Linked DNA regions of Mus musculus: region 1 is linked to region 2. The links are chromatin loops, found by intact Hi-C in ENCODE. Cell type or tissue: heart. All regions are shown on one strand.

What was found. Hi-C counts contacts between places; a loop is a spot of excess contacts. Peaks named below come from ENCODE experiments on the same cell type or tissue, not always from the same donor. Only the 100,000 strongest peaks of a DNase experiment are listed, where the experiment ranks them.
Region 1: it touches region 2 in a loop (2.6-fold over the local background); 9 of 42 quality-filtered maps call a loop at or near these places.

The regions. Positions count from the first base shown.
Region 1 is chr9:14,169,553-14,177,552 of GRCm38, forward strand. No RefSeq gene overlaps it. Among named protein-coding and RNA genes, the nearest start is that of Gm51286, 6.5 kb to the right of the region's middle. In heart, no CTCF peak of the experiment used is centred here; DNase peaks (open chromatin) are centred at 4,289, 4,729 and 5,629; H3K27ac peaks cover 1,921 bases.
Region 2 is chr9:14,272,481-14,280,480 of GRCm38, forward strand. It overlaps Sesn3 (sestrin 3), which reads left to right and starts at 3,821. Exons shown (of 10, transcript NM_030261.4): 1 at 3,821-4,149. The coding sequence starts at 4,072. In heart, CTCF peaks have their summits at 2,633 and 3,544 (motif pointing right); DNase peaks (open chromatin) are centred at 2,741, 3,711, 4,351 and 4,631; H3K4me3 peaks cover 3,374 bases; H3K27ac peaks cover 2,937 bases.

The DNA.
Region 1 (8,000 bases), 100 kb before region 2:
AATAGAACAGCAATGGCTTGTGCTGTAAGATCGAGAATCGACAAATGGGACCTCATAAAATTACAAAGCTTCTGTAAGGCAAAAGACACCATCAAGAAGACAAAAAGGCCACCAACAGATTGGGAAAGGATCTTTACCTATCCTAAATCAGATAGGGGACTAATATCCAATATATATAAAGAACTCAAGAAGATGGACTCCAGAAAATCAAATAACCCCATTAAAAATGGGGCTCAGAGCTGAACAAAGAATTCTCACCTGAGGAATACTGAATGTCTGAGAAGCACCCGAAAAAATGTTCAGCATCCTTAATCATCAGGGAAATGCAAATCAAAACAACCCTGAGATTCCACCTCATACCAGTCAGAATGGCTAAGATCAAAAATTCAGGTGACAGCAGATGCTGGCGAGGATGTGGAGAAAGAAGAGCACTCCTCCATAGTTGGTGGGATTGCAAACTTGTACAACCACTCTGGAAATCAATCTGGCAGTTCCTCAGAAAATTGGACACAGTACTACCGGAGGATCCCGCAATACCTCTCCTGGGCATATATCCAGAAGATGTCCCAACAGGTAAGAAGGACACATGCTCCACTATGCTCATAGCGGCCTTATTTATAATAGCCAGAAGCTGGAAAGAACCCAGATGTCCCTCAACAGAGGAATGGATACAGAAAATGTGGTACATTTACACAATGGAGTACTACTCAGCTATTAAAAAGAATGAATTTATGAAATTCCTAGGCAAATGGATGGACCTAGAGGGCATTATCCTGAGTGAGGTAACACAATCACAAAGAACTCACATGATATGTATTCACTGATAAGTGGATATTAGCCCAGAAACTTAGAATACCCAAGATACAAGATACAAGATACAATTTGCAAAACACATGAAACTCAAGAAGAACGAAGACCAAAGTGTGGACACTTTGCCCCTTCTTAGAATTGGGAACAAAACACCCATGGAAGGAGTTACAAAGTTTGGAGCTGAGACGAAAGGATGGACCATCTAGAGACTGCCATATCCGGGGATCCATCCCATAATCAGCCCCCAAATGCTGACACCATTGCATACACCAACAAGATTTTGCTGAAAGGACCCAGATATAGCCGTCTCTTGTGAGGCTATGCCAGGGCCTGGCAAACACAGAAGTGGATGCTCACAGTCAGCTATTGGATGGATCACAGGGCCCCCATGGAGGAGCTAGAGAAAGTACCCAAGGAGATAAAGGAGTCTGCAACCCTATAGGTGGAACTCAATATGAACTAACCAGTACCCCTGGAGCTCGTGTCTCTAGCTGCACATGTATCAGAAGGTGGCCTAGTCGGCCATCAGTGGGAAGGGAGGCCCCTTGGTCTTGCAAACTTTATATGCCTCAGTACAGGGGAACACCAGGGCCAAGAAGTAGGAGTGGGTGGGTAGGGGAGTGGGGGAGGAGGGTATGGGGGACTTTTGGGATAGCATTTGAAATGTAAATGAAAAAATACCTAATTAAAAAAATAAATTAAAAAAAGAACAAATAAAGGACACAAAGATAGATGAGTACAGAAAAAGGATGGATGGATCTGGAGGGGTTGGGGAGAGAGTATATGTGAGCAAACATGTTGTACAAATTTTTCCAAAAACTAATAAAAAAGAATTCCCAGGAAAAAAAGTAGAAATCTAAAAAAAAACTGACATGCTAGGCATACTAATATATTCTTATAATCCCAGCACTTGGAAGGTGGAAGCAGGAGGATTAAGAGCTCAGAGCTAGCATGAGATACAAAGAAAGTGTTCACATCCTGCCTGAGCTACTTGAGACCCTGTCTCAAAACAAACAAACTGACCAAAAAGATACCTGACCAAGATCAGAGAAAATGAAAGGAACAAACAAAACAGGCTTGCACATAGAAAGTGTACCATACCTGTGTGTGGTGCTTCCTACATGAAAAGAAAATAGCACCCACCCACCCACCCACACACACACACACACCCACCCACCACCCACACACACACACACACACACACACACACACACACACACACACACACATACCCACACACCCACACACCCATGATGGAACCACAGGCTGTGATGGAGACACTGTCAAGGAGCACTAGCCAATAGAACTGAACTTAGAAGAGGCTGGGTAGGTAGGGTGTGGCATTACTCAGGTCCCTCGGGAGGATAAATCTGTCTGTCCAGGCTAGAAAATGCAAACCACTGAACTCAGACCAGCTGACCCTGCTGCCTTTGTGTGAGACTGAGTGGAAAACAGATGGTAGGAGAGAATCCTTGAGCCAGGTAGCAGCATCTCAGGGCGATTAGGACCAGCCTAAGCTATTCAACCCAGAGGAGGCAGTGCCCTGTGGGTGTGGCATGCTCCAGTTGTTTGGTGTGAGGATGCTTAAGAGAACAGGCTTAGCAGGAACAGGCTAGCAAGAGTGTGTCAGCATGTCTGTGACCACAGTCCCCAGCCTGCATCATCAGAAATGACTAGGAAAGCCAGAAGAGAGGGACAGCAGCTCAGCACCTGTTGCATAGACCACAAAGCTAGACTTCCCAGGGCTGATTGTGGGAGGCATTGAAGGACCCAGACAGAGAAACAGAAGTAAACACACAACTGGGCAGAACTCTGTGTGTGTGTGTGTGTGTGTGTGTGTGTGTGTGTGTGTGTGTGTGTCCCAGTGAGTTTAATTAGGGCTACTCCAGAAGCATGAGTAAGAAGCTACTCACAGGAGTGTGGGCATCTCACCAGTATCTTCACCATTGAAAAAAAAACCTCTTCCTCCCTCTGCAATCCTTAACTACACAGAGTATCAAAGAGAGGTGGAGCCTTCTGAGCCCCTCCCCCTGAGCTCTGCCTTTCTGACCCACAGTCTATTGATTGGATCTCTCAGGGAAACCCGCCATCCAGCCCCGGAGGAGTCATTCACTGTTCGTTCAATAACTCTTTATTGTATAATTGCTATATGCTAGACATTATTCTAAACATTTGAAAACATCACAATAAAGCAGCAGGCACCGTCCTTTTCGTCACACAGCTCATCTCCCTTTTGAAGAAGTCCAGACAGGAAATAGACATTAGCTGAAATAACTTCAGGTGGGGAACTTGGCTTGAAGACCACTACACAAGAGAATGTGGGAGAAAATGGCAGACAAGGGTGACACAAACCTTTCTTCAGACAACACAGGGCAGATGGGGTCACTTGGACAGCGGTGTAAGGTCAAGGCTCTCTGCACAGCCCTAAGCAGGCCCATGCTGGTGTTAAAGTGATCGCTTCTTTCCCTCGAGTCTCCAAAGCAGGAGGCAGCATGCCTTTGGCACTGTCGTCTTTCTTGGGTTCTCCACTACGACTGAAACTGTTGTAGAACCTGCTTTCCAATTTGTCTTTGTACCCATTTGACACATACTCTGTGTGCCCCATGTGTACTAAGCTACCCTCACGGAACAAGAGACAGTATAGAAACTGGGACCTGACCATGGCCACGTGGGCCACACAATGAATTCAAGTTCTGCACCAAGAGCAGGTTGCATATTTAACTCTGATTGCATTTGGATTAAATGTAAACTCTGGATTATTTATAATGGCCAATATAGAGAAACAACCCAAATACTCGTTAAAAAACAGGTGAAGAGGGAAAATATGGGGGAAATGTATATCTGTGGTAACAAGGTATCAAACCTTCTTAAGGCACAGAAGAGAAACTGTGATCTCAAGAGCTGGTGGGCAACAGCTGGTCCAGCCAGGCAGACACAGGACGAGCAGCAGCCTACAGGTGTAAGGAGACGGGCGTGGCTATAGCAACTGCCTGGCGAACAGATTAAATCTGGTTATTAGAATATCCTTGCCACTTTATGCTTACTGCTCCCAAGGCTCGGGAGGAAGGTAAGGAGCTCACAGGAATGGGAATAAAAGCAGCTTTCTTCCAAAGCTTCAAATGCACCTATGATCTTTCCTAACAAACTTTTTTTTTTTTTTTCATTTTGTGCAGCAAAGCAAGTCATGTCCATGGAAGCATGAAAATCTGTGTTTCGGCGCGCGCAGCCAGGCTCTCCGCGCCGCAGGCGTGATGGTTCTTTGTTTTAAGAAAACATCTGTATTTTAGCTGGGTAGCAGGTTTTGAGCGGAGGTCTAAAAGAGCCATCTTCGAGGATGATCCAGTCCAGACCGGAATCAAAGAGGGAGCTGGGTGAAACGAAAGCGCTGGCAGGCCTCTAGCCAGCACTCTCTGCTCCACTCTCTGCTCCTGTGCAGGACTTTGGTCACTGGTCCTCTGGCATCTCTTGCTCCTCCTCTCCCCAGCAAGGGTGCCAATGCCTAGAAGTGCTGCAGCGTGCCGGGACTCTAACTTGCTGGAGTTACAGTGAACCAGCAAGGGCACCTGGCCCTCTCTGGCCCAGGATTCTCCCCTTGCAAATCTCTAAGCTCAAGCCAGGAAAGAACACCACCACGTTTTTCTTGGCTTTTTATGGGGTGTTGATCCAAGGATCTGTTTTTACATTTGAATGTGGCAGTTAACTGTAGCATAATAGATTGCAGACCTTAGAGAAAAGATTGCCTGGAGGCTGCTGCAGAGAAGAGAGGGCTGGCTGTACAGAACTGCACTGTCAGCTGGTTCTAGCTGGGCACTCAGCCACCACGCCTTTATTTTTAAAGGAGTCATTGACCTTCCACAGGCCTGTATTAAAGTGGGGTGCGGGGAGGATGCTGCCAGGCACGGTGGGATTGGAAGAGACCTCTCAGAGTCTGGGAAGCTTTGGGGTTTTTTTAGTCTGTTTACTGTCATGGAAATTCTGAGTGTGACTTAGAGGCCTCTCTGGCTTCGAGCCAGGTGGAAAGGTTTCACAGGGTGGGGTGGGGGTGGGTGGATAAAAGCAGGGATTCAACTGGGAAAAGACCAGAGTGGAAAAGCAGCTGTCTTGGCTCAGCCCCTAGAAGGATGCAAAGGACCAGTACCCAGTGTGAAGACAGGAGATGAATGAGACCCTGCAAGGTGAAGGACCCTGTACCACTGTCAGAGGGCACCAGGCTTGGTCAACTGCTGAGAACCTGTTAGAAACTGATTGCGGTGTGGGTGGGCTTGATAAACACACCTCTGTTCATTCATTCATTCATTCATTCATTCATTCATCCATTCATTCATCCATTCTGCAAACAGTCTCTAGAACCTACTGTGTTTGAGACACACTGTGTTCACAGAGGTGACAAACACTTTCTAGGCCTCCCACTCCATGGGACAGTTCAGCAAACACAGCTGCTCTGAATGATGTAGGTGGAAAGGGACCAGAGCTACTCTGGGAAGGGAAAAGAGACAAGTCTCAGATCCTCAGTGCGCATGCCCTCTTCAGAGCACCCAGGTTCATTACCTCAACCAGGAGTGGGATTGCTACTAATCTTGTGCTGAGGAGTCAAGTGAGTTAGTGTCTTCCCTGAAATTGCTGTCAACTGCAAAAGACACATAGGCTGTGAGTGTCCCTTCACTTGTGAGTATTGCTTTTTAAGGAGCTTCCATTGAGACCTCTGACAAAGGCAGTGGTGCCCTGCCAGAGGAAGCAGGCTGGGAAGGGACTTGCAGAAGACTGGCTTCCTAGAAACACAGATGTCACTAAGGTAGGCAGGCTGCTAGCCCTGAGCTTTAAGGCATTCTGGAACTGAAATGGAGGTGGAAACCATCTGGCAGGATAGGAAACTGAAAGTTCACGGCTCAGCCACCACAGCCTTGCTTCCCTGGCCTGTCTAGGCTCCCCACAAGCATGGACTTGTTTTCTGTTAAGATCTCTGGAGTGTGTGTGTGTGTGTGTGTGTGTGTGTGTGTGTATTTGTGTGTGTGCATGTGCATGCTCGTGCACGCTCATGCACCTATTTTATTAACAGCCTGAAGAGAAATAGCACGTGGCAGCTTGGTGAGCTAAAGAGGTCAGAGAACAGATGCAAAGTGAAGGGGCAGCTATGGAGCTGCTCCTGGCTGGCTGCCAGAGCCACTACTATTTTTTTTTTTCTGGCCAATAATCGTAGTGCTTGAAGATGATGAATACCTTTAGAGTTGCAGGGGCGGGGGGCTGGCTCCTTGGACAGCTTATTAACAGCAACACTGACAAACGGGATGGTAGGGGTGAACTTGATATCCCCTAGTGTGCGGGCAGCACAGTAATGTCGTGCTGTGGTTCTTTAGTTCAGCGAGCCTGAGAATTTGAAGATGTTCTGAACATGACCCTCCCACCACTCCTCCCCATAACTCAGACGAAGCACCAGAGAAAAAGCAAGCCACTGTATCAACTGTGTGGAGTTTCAGCTTTCTTGTTTGCTTGTGTGACTTCAGGCTTTCCTTATGGAGATAAGCAGAGCTCTGACTACATCAGGCAACTTGAGGTTTTATGTATACCAGAATAAATATATTTCCCAGCTGTCTTTTTTTTTTTTGTCTTAGAAAACACAGTCTTATAGAACATTGAGCAACTTAGAACAGGGTTTAGTCTGATCTCAACAATCATTCAGGGAATTTCAAATTAAAACGACATTGAGATTCTGTCTTATTCCAGTTAGAGTGGCTGGTGTCGAGAAAACTGACAACATCTGGGGAAGATGTGAGGAGAGGGCAGCTCTAATTCACTGCTGTCAGGAATGCAAACTGGTGCAATCATTAGGAAAATCACTAGGAAGTTTCTAATTAAAATATGATCCAGCAATACCACTCCTGGGCATAGACCCAAAGGACTCCACATACTACCACAAAGAGATCTGCACACCAGGCTTCGTGCTGCTGGATTCACAATAGCAAGGAGATGGGATCAGCCATCAACAGAGGACGAGATGACGAAAATATACACATACACAGTGGGGTTGTATTCAGCTGCACTGGAGGTGAGATGAAAATCTGGGGAAACTTAATGGAAATGAAAAGGACTATACTGAGGTGACTCAGCCTCAAAAACGACAAGAACCACATTCTCTCTCATATGCTAAGCCTAGTCTGACACGTGTATGTAAGTGTGTGTAAAGCACACACACACACACACACACACACACACACACACAAAACCTAGGAAGGAGATGAAGACAGGATCAAAAAGATGCTGAAGAGGGGGATCAGAGCAAATGGACCCATGACATCAAAGTGGGTCGGAGGTTATGGGAAGAGGCTACGGTTTGGGGGAGGGGAGTGGGGGGGAGGATGAGTGGGAGAAGAATCTACTAATACCAATTCTGCTTGGAACACTACAATGACTACTCTTACTATGTATGTAAAGTTTTAATTACACACACACACACACACACCAGAAGGATCATTATACAAGGCAGGGCAAAACACAAGGGCAAATGTTAAGGGCTTACGTTTGGCTGGCTGGACCCTTATCACAGTATATTCTAGTTTCTGCTTGGAGACAGTAACCCCACAGAAGGAAAAGAGAGCAGGAAGATAAGTAGTAGCCAGGGAGAGCACGGCAGAGCAGGAGGCTAGCTCCTCAGCTTCCAATGCCCCAGTGGGAGGCTCCATTTTCATTTTGGCTTTTTGTTTGTTTGTTTGTTTGTTTTGTTCTCTTTTGCTTTTAGCAGATCACACACCCTCCTGTCAACAACGGATTGCACCTAGCAGTCTTCAGCTCTGCTTTCCTCCAAGGTGACAGTCCACAGTCCTCCGCCTCTCCCCTTTCCTGCCCACCCTTCCTTCTTCCACCAGGACCAGAGTGTGGCTCAGAAGCAAGTGCTGATCGCCAAGCAGAGTTCTGCTTTGTAGTTCGTTCACACCTTTCATCCCACAGTTTCAAAGCAGAGTACAAATGTTAACTTGTCCTCAGACACCCCAGGACAGGCAGGTAGGTGGCATGTGCTATTATCATCATGTTTTATGGATGTAAACCAGGCACGGAGCCATGAACCTGCTGGAGCCCTTGTGGGGAATAATTGTATGTCCAGGAACCTACATCAAGCCACCAACCATAGACCATTCCAGCTGAAACACCACAAGTGTTAGCTCTCTAATTGATAGCCCCTGCTTTCTTCTTCTCTT
Region 2 (8,000 bases):
CTTCATGCCTTTGCTCCTGAGTACACACATGTGCACTCAATAGATAAATAAGAAAAACAAAGTAACAAGAAAGGAACTCTTCACAGTGGTAGCAAGTTTCGCCCATATCCTATTTTTAAGCATCTTCCCTATTTTAGACAACAGAGGATTGGCATTTCTTCTCATTTTGAGTAAAGTCAAAACAGCTGGCTTTCATCTTTCCCTCCAAGTGATCACTAGAATCCTAAGTTGGTAAGTCACTCCGTAGGTCTCATTCTCTCCAGCCAAGCTGGCTAGTGCAGGAAGGAAGGCCTCAACAGGCAAAGAACTGAAGAGAAAGGCAAGAGAAAGCTGGATTCTACCAGGAGAGAGAACACATATGAAGAAAGCCTGGGTATGAGGACCCAAAATGTCAAGACCAGAAGAAGATGACTCAATGGCCCTGAGCACTTCAGGGAGGACCACACAATCACACATCACAGGCCAATCTAAGAAATGTTACCAAACCCCAAACAACAAAAAAACACAAGCCTGGTGTCACACACCTTTATTCTGAAGCAGAGGCAGGCACATCTCTGAGTTTGAGGCTAGCCTGGTCTATAGGGCAAATTCTAGGACAACCAGGTCTATGAAAAGAAACCCTGTCTCAAAAACAAAACTAAAACCAAAACCAAACAACAAAAGGAAACGTTACCATGAAGTAGATGATTCATAGCTGAATAAATAGCTCTAAAGACAAGGCTGATCAAAATGGAAGGTGGTGGACAAAAGAAACCTTCCTTTAGTAATCTTAGGTAGAGGATATCAGTTTTGCCAGCATGGACCCTGTGGCCATCATTTCTTGGGATTTATTTATTAAAGAATGTAAAAGACCTCTTTGTAAAAGAGACATTTGCTCTTAGATGGGAAAAAGGAAAAGTTATAAAAATATTAGAAAACTATTTGAAATAAAACACTATTTGAGGGAACTTCAATCTTTGGACTAAATTCACTTCATCCTTCAGCTTCTCCATTGTTTTAATATGGATTCACAGAAAGTCAGCTTTAGAACACAAACCCACTGGGCATGGCAGTGTGACACTTTAATCCTAGTACTTGGGAGACAGAGGTAGTTGAATCTTTGTAAGAGTGAGGCCAGCCATAGTGAATTCCAGGACAGCAAGAGCTACTTAGTAAGACCCCATCTCAGAGAGAGAGGGGGGTGGGTGGGAGGAGGGAGAGGCCCAGCCAAGAATATAGATTAAGAAACTCAGCAAAGAAAGGACCCGATATAGCTGTCTCTTATGCCGGGGCCTAGCAAACACAGAAGTGGATGCTCACAGTCAGCTATTGGTTGGATCACAAGGACCCCAATGGAGGAGCTAGAGAAAGTATCCAAGGAGCTAAAGAGATCTGCAACCCTATAGGTGGAACAACAATATGAACTAACCAGTACCCCCTGGAGCTCGTGTCTCTAGCTGCATATGTATCAGAAGATGGCCTAGTCGGCCATCAGTGGAAAGAGAGGCCCATTGGTCTTGCAAATTTATATGCCTCAGTACAGGGGAACGCCAGGGCCAAGAAGTGTGTGTGTGTGGAGGTGGGGGTGGGGGGGAGGGTATGGGGGACTTTTGGGGTAGCATTGGGAATGTAAATGAAGAAAATGCCTAATTAAAATAATAATAATAAAAAAAAGAAACTCCGGAAAAATGGGAACACATATGTGTTTCAATTTTCAGGAAAACAAACAAACAAACAAAAAAAACCCAAACCAACCCAACAAAAATGTCTTGCTGACTTTCTGCCTAGGTTTCTTGGTTCTCTGCAATGAAAGGCACACAGTATTTTCTTCCTTCATTGAGTTTTCTTAGTTTTACCGTTTCTTTTCTTTTCTTTTCTTTTTCTTTTTTTTTTTTTTTTTTTTTTTTGGACAGGGTTTCTCTGTATAGCCCTGTCTGTCCTGGAACTCACTTTGTAGACCAGGCTGGCCTTGAACTCACAAATCCGCCTGCCTCTGCCTCCCGAGTGCTGGGATTAAAGGCGTGCGCCACCATGCCAAGCAACTTTTACCATTTCTTTTAACTGAATTTTTAGCAACCTACCCAAATCACTGCTGTTCTAGACTATGGAGGTCTACCCAGCATCAGACCACACTTTGCTATCACTAGCTAAATGGACCTTCACCTAACCATATCACCTAGATAGACCCTTGAGGTTGTTCAGTCTGTTTAAACCTGTGCGGGCAGATTTTCATCTCCTTTGTTCTTTGTGTAGGCTTGTTTAAGGTGTAGGTCTCTAAAGAGATGGAGTGGAGACAGATGTTGAGTATGGAAGAGATTGGTAGTTTGAACAACAGTTTGGTCTAATGGCTTTGTTATGCTAACCGTGCAGGCTTCTCCAACAGCGCCTTCCCGATTTTACATCATAGTACACAAAATTCCTAACACAGGGTAGTATGTTAAATTAAAAACAATACAAGAAAAACAATACAAGTAAACCAGTGGGTCGGTTCTTTAAAACCATCTCCACAGATACATTCTACAAATTGCAGGCCTTCACAATTCCTGACACACTCGAGACCTTTAGAAAACGAGAAGCCGAGAATACAGATTAGGTTCTCAAGAGCGAAAACAGGTGATGTCATAGCACGCAGTGCGGTGTGGTCACCGCCAAGGCCGGCTGGGGAACTGCAGTTCTTGGGAGCTTGGTGCTCTGCGCCAGTAGCAGAAGCACCCTATCATGGGCTCCACGACACCGGTGAGCACCCTGAGCCAATCAGGTGCTCGCTTTGCACCGCCTTTGTTCTCACTGGGGAGCAGGCAGCCAGAGTCTGGTCTGCAGTCCGGGGTTGGTGTTTGGCCCCTCGGAGTACCTGGCTCTCTCACTCGCCTGGGTTGGGCATCTGGCCAGCCGGAGCTTTCCTCAGTGACTTATGCCTTCTGTCTCCAGAACATAGAAGCTAAACCCTGACTCACCGTTGTCAGTTTTGAGAGAGGAAGGTCCAGTCCAATCGTTTTAAATGGCAATTCGTACTCAAAACCTTCCATCACAGGCAGGGATTGTGCTCTGCAAGTTTCTAACCAGAGGCCTCCCACAGGATTTGTGTGTGTGTGTGTGTGTGTGTGTGTGTGTGTGTGTGTGTGTGTGTATCAATCTCTGACTTGTTCATGATAAACGAACTTTCTTTGCTGTGAGAACGATCGTCGGAGAGAGGGAAAAACCCCTAAACCAAAGATGTGTCTCCGGGTCTCCAACTCCAATAGCTGTGTAGACTTCTAACTCTACAGCCGTAGGTAGTTGGTCTTTCGTACCAGATTTACAGAGTGCATAAAGAACATAAAGTTCTTTGAGATCTGTGGGAGCAAAGTGCTGCAAGACCGCAGTCTTCCTCACAGCTATTAGATTTAGATCCATGGAGAGAAAGCTGAATCTCTGCCCCGGAGGAAGGAACGTTCTAGCGTCCACCCGGCCCACTCCCGAGAGATCAGGAAATGTTTAGCTAGGTCTCAGATCCTCTAGCGAGCTCTAGCTTCCAGCTATTTAATCTCACTCTCCATTCTGCACGGTTTTTGCAGAGAGGCGTGGCTTGTCCTGAGGGTGGCGCTAGAGTTCCTGATAATTTGCATACACCACACCTCCATTTCTCATTGGTAGATTGGAGTCCCTCCCACCCCACTACCTAACTAACCCAGGGTCACTCTTCAGCATCGAGCCTCGGAGATAAACTTAACTTGCCCGGAGATTCGTGTTGCTCTCGCCTCCCGCGATTGGCCGGAGCCACTCATTGGATGCGGGTGCAGAAGGGGGCGTTGCCGGTGCCGTCTGGTTGGCGGGAGGGGGCGGTGCCCAGCGCGGCTGCCCTGAAGGCGGCGGGCCTCGGGGGCGGGGCCGCACTGAGAAGCTGAGACGGCCGCGGCTGCTCGTCCTGGCTGGCGGGGCGGGGGTCTGGCGATGGGGGCGGGAGGAACAACGGGTCGCTGAGTGCCGCGGCTGCCGTCCCCGCCGAGCTCGCGCGGGCAGCCGCTGCGCCGTCGCTGCCGCCCGACCCCCTGAGAAGAGAACGTTGAAGCAGCCCTTCGCTAGCGGCCGCGGTGACAGCCCGGCTCCGGCGCGATGAACCGCGGTGGCAGCAGCGCGTCGGCCTCGGCCAACTACCTGCTCTGCACCAACTGCCGGAAAGTGCTGCGGAAGGTACGGCGCGGCCGCGTCCGGCGGCGAGGCGCTCCCCACGGTCCGGGTCCGGGCGGCGCTTGCGGGGGAGGGGGGACGAGAGGCAAAGTGTCCCCCCGCGGGTCCCTGCGCCCGGCCCCTGGGCTGCCGCCGGGTCTGCCCCGAGGCTGAAGGGATGCTGGGATGCTGGGAGGAACCGGCTCGGCTGGGGATGGAGGCTGGCCTGAAATCACAGCAACCAGTTTGGTCTGCAGGAGACTGGCTGCCTCTCCCCGGTGGCTGACTCTGGGGGGGTGTTTTCTTCGACTGGGTCGCTTCTGCCAGGCCTACGGTGCCTTGGCACCGCCTCTTGACATTCTCTTGGTGGGTCCCGAAAGGCACCATGAAGGCATCTTGAACTTTATACCCATAGGAAATGCTGTTCGATCTTCCAGCGCTTTCAGCTTGGGTTGGTGGAGGTGGAGGCTGAAGACGACTTGGGTTCGCCCTCCTTATCATCCCCCACCGCGATGTCGATCGAGAAAATCCGACCCAGGATTGGCTTATTGCTTTCCAGAGTGACTGATAGAAAGTTTACTCCAGTATTGTTTAGCTTACTTGGCTTAATCGCCCCGTGGGGGATGGGGATGCAGGGAGAGAAAGGATGACAAAATGTCCCTGTAGACGCAGAAGAGGTTTTAATAAGATCTGAATAGCCTCCTTGACTAATATAATCTGTTTCTTTTTTACACTCTTATTTTTACATTGCATGAAATGAAATCATTAGGTGAGGTGTTTCTGTTTGTCCAGCACCAATGAATTAAAATTGCTGAGCTGTGCATATTTGAGAGCTAAGATGAATATGGTGCCGTTTTTGTCAATTTTCCTATCTACAGTCAATTTAGGATTGCTCTTTATGTCCTAGGAAAAACAAGCAAGCACATAAATAAGCAAGCTCAAATATTTGCGCTCTTTGTCCAAAAACTGTTTTTCTTCCTCTGTGGGTCAGGCCAAGTGCCAATCAAAGTTGTTTTTCAAGCCTCTTTTCCCTGCCGTGGAGCTGGTTCTTCCCCCTCCTTTCTCCTATTTTATTTGAGAGCGTCAGGAAAGCAAAGGAATTGCAGGTTTGAAGTTAATCAAACAATTAAATACGCCTTAAATTGTGTTTATTGGATATGTTTCTCTTAAAAAAGATTTTTATTAAATGTGCATGTTGAGTATGTGCAGTTATTTTTTTCCCCATAAACTCCTGGATCAAATTACAGTTGATACTTGCTCAGCTCATTGTAGGGCAGCTTGTGAGAAATGGAATGGATCAGAAGCTTGCTTGGTTCAGCGACGTTGAATGTTAACTCTTTCACTGCTGGACCACATGGCATCTGAATAGAGGCTTTAAAACTTATTGTTTCTTAATTTTTAAGCTGAAACTGTCTTTGTCAGAAGAAACAGGGCCAGTGAAACCTATTTAATTCAACTTTCTCCCTGCTAAAATGAAAGGAAGTTTTTATCCTAATGTGGAGAACAGTGCTATAACTAATTTATTTAAGTGATATGATTCTATTTCAATGGAAGCACATTGATTTTGTTTGTTTGTTTGTTTGTTTGTTTTTTTGAGACAGGGTTTCTCTGAATAGCCCTGGCTGTCCTGGAACTCACTTTGTAGACCAGGATGGCCTCAAACTCAGAAACCCGCCTGCCTCTGCCTCCCAAGTGCTGGGATTAAAGGCGTGCACCACCACCGACCGGCCACATTAAAATTTTTAATAAAAAATTTAAAATGAATGGCATTTGTTTGGCTTGAGATAGAGACTCAGCTTTGCACCTTTTTATTTTTCTTTTGAAAGAGCTTTGATTAGTGTCATGAATCACTAGCACTACTGACATATTTATGTTTTTCTTCCAGTTTTTTAAGAAACTAATATCTCTGTTTACCTAGGTAGACCATCTTACTTCCAACCATAACTATAAGAAGTATGTGCAAAGTGGGCATTCACAGTTTTCTATTCTATAATTGTGCACACCTCTGCCAGTATCCAGTTTTCAGTAACTACAAGATGTTTAATTTTGACTCATGTAGTGGCATGAAATGAGTTTAGATGAGAAAAGAATTGTTTATGCCAGTTTAGACATGATCTGGCAACATTTGAAGCTTTATGAGATTGCCATTCTTAAACACTCTAGTAAGAAATCAGTATCTAGCATTAAAGGCTTCATCATCCTAAAAATGCCACACAAAAATTTACTTGTAACTCTAACGTTTTTATTTTTTGATAGAAAGTTAAGTCTACAGCCATCACGGCTCAATTCTTTGTTTTCTTGCTTCCGTATACTAGTGTGCAGCAGTAAGCAAGCACATTGGTTTTAGTGGGGTGAGGATCGCTGGGAAGCATGATGAGTGTCTCCTGCATCCACATCAATGACCCTTGGCTATCAGAACTGTCATCAATAAGGAGCAAATGCCTTTACCTTTATATAAGGCAGAAGGCCTTTTCCTGGCTGTGAGCAGTATATGCACTAGATGATGGCTTCTGGAGAAACCTTAAAAGGAACTCAGTTAACCTTCAAAGGAAATAATTTGTTTTAACTCTGAGTCTGAACAGTCAATTTTGTGTTGTGTGAGAGTCTTGTTTATCCTTAGAAGTATCTTCACAGTTTTGGTCCAGTGTCTTAGAAAATAAAGAGAATTGTTAAAGTATTGAAACTATCTGAGTTGGTATCTGATTTGGGTCATAGAAGTACAAAGAAGAGAAAGCAAGAGCATCCAATCTATAGCACTAGGTCTGTCTGCTCTGTCACCACTATACAGTTTAATGCACTTTCTAACAAGAGGAAATACTGTTTACTTTTGAGAACATAACAAGACTTGAAATATAAAGCATTTTACCTGAATAAATTCCAGTAACAACCACAGGGATCTAATCTTTAATTTCAAACATGAAATGGCAAAGCATATTAAGGAAATAAGGTTAACTGTCAGCCCATTCCCCTGCCAGTTCAAAAGTAAGGTGGCGTACTACACATACGTGAGTGCTGAACTATTACTACTATAGGAACATAGATGGAAATATACATGAAAGGATTTAACATTTTAATTTCTCTCTCCCTCCCTCTCCCTCTTTCTTTCTTTCTTTCTTTCTTTCTTTCTTTCTTTCTTTCTTTCTTTCTTTCTTTCTTTCTTTCTTCCTAAACAGGCTCTCATTGTGTAGCCTGGGCTATCTTCAGTATAGTTCAGGCTAGCCTTGAACTCTTGACTCTCTTGCTTTGGCCCTTCAAGTGCTGAGATTACAAGTGTGCAGCATCATGGTGTGAAGTTTCAAATTTTTAGTATAATTCTAAGTAGTTTTAGTGATGCATCTTGCTGTGGCTATAGTATTTTTTCGCTAATGCAATTGGTATTTTTATAACTTTTTTATGTTTATATAATTAAAGAGACTATCAAATAAAAGAGAAAATGTTAGTTTGACTCTTATGAGCCTTGCTTAATATAATCAAAATGGTCAGTATTAAAAATTTAATATAGTTCACCCAATGGAATACATTTACTTACATGATGGACGGGTAACCATCTTCTGCCTTTGGCTAGTGAGCTGTCTTGTGTTTTATATTTTTGATTGTGAGATGGTTTTAAAATTAATATTAAATATCCTATGCAGATATTGAGCAGTGAATTTGTAATAACAAAGCTAGATGCAGTGCTCTTCAAACTGCTCTCTGTGGACCCCTAGGATGGTTCAGGGTATTAAAATGCTTTCGTTGGATTAAATATTTAAGTATATGTTCAAATATTTTTAATCTAAAATATAGATATTTGAAAAATATACTCATAATTTCAGTATACCGGAATCTATCATAACTCTTGTTACAAGATGGTGATGATGATGATGTGGGCAAAG